Linked DNA regions of Mus musculus: region 1 is linked to region 2. The links are chromatin contacts, found by Hi-C in ENCODE. All regions are on one chromosome and are shown on one strand. Each heading gives the region's core, a stretch centred on a gene start or an enhancer-like site at or near the end of the contact. The rest is flanking DNA. Distances are from core to core; before and after follow the strand shown.

Evidence for each region. Hi-C counts contacts between places; a loop is a spot of excess contacts on that map.
Region 1: a loop to region 2 is called in a map of gastrocnemius, with 6 times the contacts of the local background. The contact joins the promoter of Sdcbp here to the promoter of Plag1 in region 2. A Hi-C loop is called at or near these places in 2 of 37 maps with a recorded cell type or tissue (gastrocnemius and heart).

Annotation. Positions count from the first base shown.
Region 1 is chr4:6,364,301-6,367,025 of GRCm38, reverse strand. It overlaps Sdcbp (syndecan binding protein), which reads right to left and starts at 1,346. Exons shown (of 9, transcript NM_001098227.1): 1 at 1,267-1,346.
Region 2 is chr4:3,937,037-3,939,736 of GRCm38, reverse strand. It overlaps Plag1 (pleiomorphic adenoma gene 1), which reads left to right and starts at 1,332. Exons shown (of 6, transcript NM_019969.3): 1 at 1,332-1,523. It overlaps Chchd7 (coiled-coil-helix-coiled-coil-helix domain containing 7), which reads right to left and starts at 849. Exons shown (of 5, transcript NM_181391.4): 1 at 606-849; 2 at 211-358.

The DNA.
Region 1 (2,725 bases), core at 97-2,596, 2.4 Mb before region 2:
GACCATAGAGGCACTATCTGAACCAGTACCTAAGACCGTAAAAGAACTGGCCTGCCAGAGGAAATATGGCTGGCTGGTGGGCACAACCAAAGCCTATGCCAAGCACAGGGGAGGTTTTATACTGTATGCTCTACATTTTAAATGCTTAAAATTTTGAGCCATATGTTTACTAATTACATCCTTAAAAGCTAAAATTTTCAGTAAGTGTTGCAACATTTGGCAATTAATAAGTACAAGGAGAACGATTATTAAATGTATAAGTATTTTAAAGTGTGTGGGTGTCTTTTACAGTCTCTGGATGTTTACTACCTAAGAGAAAGTGGCAAAAATGGGGGGAAGTCGGTGAGCCGTGCTCATTTTAAAGGGCTGCTTAATTCAAAAGTGCATCAAAATCTTAATCAGCCCTTTCTTGTTCATGATTTTTAAATCCTCTTTAATAGATCCAGCACAGCTAAAATCTGCTTCCAAAGTTAAGTGACTCTGGCTATAATGGAGTAATTGTTTACTGAGCCTTCTCGTCATTCCATTTCCTTATTTCCTGGTGCAAGTCATCTGATCAGTAATACTTACGTACCACTTAAGACCTACCAGTTTAAGGACCTAAGTTGTTAACAGGATGAAAAGGCATATTTTCTGCTTTGTCCTATCCTCACATCGGGAAAATGAGAGTACAAATCTGCTGAACTATATCACCTTGACATTTCAAAAGTAAGACAATTGACCAGGGCAGCAGCTATTTTCAATATAACTTTCGTTCTTAAACATTTGTTCTCGGTGTAAAGCGTGCGTGTTAAGAATTTAAAACTCTACACTTTCTAAGTAATTTACCTAATGGAAAACAAAACAAAACAAGAAAAAAAAAAGCTATGTGTCGAAGATAGGACGAATACAACAAACGATCCCACACACTCCACGGCTCCATAACTGCACTTCTGAAACTGGAAACTTTCCACGTCTGTACGCCTCCCTCCGCCCCGTATTAGAAGGAAATCCTCCAAGGAGATCTGAGTCACCAGACCTCCGGAGACCGTTCCTGGTGCACACACCCCGCTGCAAGCCCTGGCCCTCCCTGCCCCCTTCCAGAGCAGCGGCTCCGCAGCTAACCGTTGTCACCTCCGGTCCGTCGCGCCCTGCCAGCCGTCCGGAAGCCGCTGAGGACGCCACCGAGTGCGGGCGAGGACCCGGCCAGACCCACCCGGGGCCCGAAGCAGAGCGCCGGACCAGCTCCGAGACCTGCCGGGGCCCGGGACCCCCGCGGCCACTCACCTGCCCCGAGGACCGCGCCGCTCCTGCTGCCCGCTCCAGCTCCACACAACCGAACCTCGGGGCCCGCCCTGCGCGTCATCACCGCCCCCGCCTTCCGCCGCGCAGGCGCAGGCGCACGCGCCGTCCCCATGACAACGCGGCACAGCCCGAGCGACCACCAGCCCACCCTCCCTCTACGAAATCCTCCCAACTCCCGGCTCCAGCCTCGGTTCCCTGGCAGCCCCCGCCGCCTTTTACTACCCTTTGTTCCCAGAACGAATGCTCATTGGCTGCTGACTGTTACTCTCGGTGTTGAACACACACACACACACACACACACACCCTGAAATAAATAAAACCCACATTCTAATCTTAAAAACACGGACTATGTGCTTTCTGAGAGTTGATGGTGCTGATAGGGGAATCCAGATGTTTGGGGTGTACATGAATATGTGAAACTGACAATATCTACACCAGTCCATGGCTGAGGCCATTTCCTAGTAACAGTATATGACATCATTGGCATGCAAGCAATTGTCTATCTAAATTATTCATCATCACAGTCATTTGAAATTTTATCTCTGGTAAAACAATAAGCATTACATGACAAGAGGAATGAAAATGTGATGCTCCAGGGAGAATATGGCTTAACTGATGAACAACTTGTAAAACGAGTTACGGGATGGAAAAGGAAGAAATACAGTTCTATTCACAGCTGGCAAGATTATCTATGTAAACAAAGAGAAAATAAACACCAGTAAGCAGAATAAGCAGCTACAGCAAGGTTGCTACGATACACGGTTAATATACACACGAGTCAATTACTTTCCTATCTGCACGAAATGAGCAATTGGAATTGAATATTAAAAATATATCAAGATAAAATACTTAGCTACAAGCCTAGTTGAATGAATATCTGTGTGAAGGAAAACTCCTAATTAGAATTTCATGCTGTGGAAATAAATAGGTTGGAATGTCGAAAGTCCAGAGGAAGATCACCATATCTTGGGCTAAATCCTGGCCCTCCAGAACAGCCATTCCTTGTTTCCCTGTGTCTAAACTAACATCTTGTGACAATAAACAACAGGTCTTTAGAATCTATTGAATTAGCAGGCAACTAGCTTCTACCAATCCAAATGCTTAGAATGCCACCAGAAAACACCTTGCGTCTTACAGAAAGGTTCCCTGAACCTCACCCCCACTGCCTTGTCCTGCCTCTCTGAAGTAAGCGCCTATGTATTGTAAGCTTGCCTTGACTGATGACTTCCTCTGTCCTGTAAAATGGTGCACGCCTTTAATCCCAGCACTTGGGAGGCAGAAGCAGGCAGATTTCTGAGTTCGAGGCCAGCCTGGTCTACAGAGTGAGTTCCAGGACAGCCAGGGCTACACAAAGAAACCCTGTCTCAGAAAAACAAACAAAAACAAAAACAAAAACTATGAGAGCTACTTGAGGCTACTTGTTGGAACATAGAATTTGAAG
Region 2 (2,700 bases), core at 83-2,582:
GAGGAGTGTGGCTGAAGGACAAGATGGAGTGCCCTGCTAAAGAGGCCTTATCTGTTTACTTTTTGAAGGTGCAGGAGTGAACAACTGTTACAACACTGTACTACTTCCAAGATGACATTCAGAAAGAAAACCAGCCTGAGGGAAGACTGCAAACCTACAGCACATCTGAGAAATAGTGCTAAAATCTACTCTAAAGGGCAAACTGCTTACCAAAAAAGTTCCTGATTTCCCACTCTTCGCAGCTTTGATCCGCAGTGGGGGAAGGGCACGTTACTGAACAAGTCCAGGCCCCCCAGGCTTCTCAGAGTCTGGTCTGTGAGTGTTAAATCCGGAAACAGAAATACAGCACACCATAAACCTGGGTACAGAGTACCAGGGACAAAATGTCAAAGTACACATCACAGGGATCTGAGAGGTCGGAGACGAATCTCCAAGAATGTAACTCCCGGACCGCACCGCCTTCCGAGGTGCCGCGCCGCAGAATCGGACGGTGGAGGGCGGGCACAGGTAAACACCACAAAAGGGGCTGGGAAGGAAGGGGGCGGCGTAGAGCGGGGACCTGGGGAGGGCAAGGAGGGGAGTGACACAATCCGGGGTGCCCAGACCTGCATGGGGTCACCTTCCGCTGCCCCGGCCGGACGAATCGCGTGGCGTGAGTAGCGGCAGGAGCATGCCGCGCCGCGGAGGGTTTGGCGCCACGAACTAGGGTCTGCCCTCGGCGCAGTGCTGTCCCGGGCCTGCTGTCCAGGGAGGGAGGGGCCGGAGACCACTCACCACAGGCCACCACTCAGCCAGCACCCGGGCCGGCTGCAGTTCCAAACACGTCAGTGGCTCACGCAGCAGGACCTTAAGTAGCGCGCACCCCAACGTGCTGCCCCCGCGCCCCCCGTTCCAGCTTGTCCAATCCACGCACGCCGCTGCCAGATTGACAGGCGCGCGGAACTCTGTGAGGTTGGGGCGGGCTCAGTTCGCTCCGCCCCCGGGCAGCGGGAGGAGGGCTCAAGCAGGAGGAGCGGGTGGGACGGCGTGAGACCCCGCCTTCTCCCCGCCCCACCGCGCCCCCCGCCCTTCAGCATCGCTCTTACCACTTCGGCCTGATGGGCAGCCACGTCAACCAATGAGCTCATCTGGACCCGGCGGCGGCCGCTCGGACTGGCCAGGCCCTGGGCGGAGCGTGAGGAGGGCGGGCACCTCGGCGGGCGGGGGCCAGGGCGGGCCGGCGGGCGGGCGCGGGGCGGGGGCGGGGGCGGCGGCCGAGCGGGCGGGGGGGGGGGTGGGGGGGGGTAGGAGGCGGCGGTGGGCGCGACGTCGGCGGCTGCGGCGGCGGCGGCGGCGGCGGCGGCAGCTGCAAGTTGAGCTGCAGGGGCAGCGCATACACTACAATGGCTGCTGGAAAGAGGCGTAAGGAAACAATTTCCAGGCCCGCCGCGTCCAGCCCGAAATATGAGAAAAAAATTATTAGAAATTCCGCGGGCGGTGTAAAGGCGGCGGACGGGCCGGAGGGAGGATGTTAAAGCTCCGCGGTGAGTTCTCCGGGGGTCCGGGGCGGCGGGGAGGCGTTTAGCGGGAGGAATATCAGGGTTATTTAAATTATGGGACTAGCCGAGGGGGCAGAGGAGCCGCGGCGGCGGCAGGAGGAGGAAAAGTTTGTGCTACTCCCAGCCCCTGCTCAGGACCCCAGAGAGAAAAATAATAATAAAAAATCAAATAAAATCGTGCGGCGGGGCTGCAAGGACTCCCGAGGTCGCTGCTGACAGGGCAGGGGGCGACGCGACTGGGGACCCGAAGGTGAGGTCGGTGGGAAAAAAAAAACCCTTTTATTCAGGGTCTGGAAAGTTTGAAAAGTTTTCCTCCTCCTCCTCCTCCTCCTCTCTGGTGCTGTGAATATTGTGACAGCGGCAGCGGCAGCAGAGAGAGCGGAAGACATTAGAGACCCGAAAAATAAGGGAAAAATTAATATAAATTCGGTTTTGAGAGGAAACTCTCCGCGTTTTCCACCAAAACATCCCGGGGGAAGGTCGCTTCCCAGAGGGCCTGGCGGAGACCCGCGGTCGGCAATATTTGGGGGGTACTGGGAGTGACTTGGGGTAACTTTGCCCCCTTTTCCGAAGAGGTTTTTCTTTTCTGGAGAAATGCATTTGTTTTTGCCCTCCTGCCCAGGTGGGAGAGCCGAGTCGGGGTGCGGGGTCCGCGGGGCGCCGGACCCAGCCGGGTGGCGACGGGGGCGTAGGGGGAGGGGGTGCTAAATGAAAGCAGGAGATCGGGACGGAGCAGGGACAGCTTGTTGTCAGTATCATAAACAACCAAAATGGAGGGAGAACTCAGGCATATAACCAAATAAAAATTGTTAAAAAATCGCAAAAAATCCCTAAAAATCCGGGATGCGCCCCCCTTTCTCGCCAAAGGTAAAAGTGTGAACCGCCTTTCCCCTGAAGTCCATTTGGACTTTGCAGGGACCAAGGAGTTAATATTTATTTATTTTTTAAAACTTTCGAAGGGCAAAAGCCTTTTATAACTCCACCGACAATGAGAAAACGTGAAAATCCAATGCAAGAGAAGCAGGGGGAGGGAGGGGGAGGTGGTAGTGCAGAAACTACTAAACTTATTGGTAATGTGGACTGATCTGAGATAAGATAAACACTATATTTGCTATTTTATAACTCCCTTTTAATGATCTGTGAGGAGGTTGCTTTTTGGGGT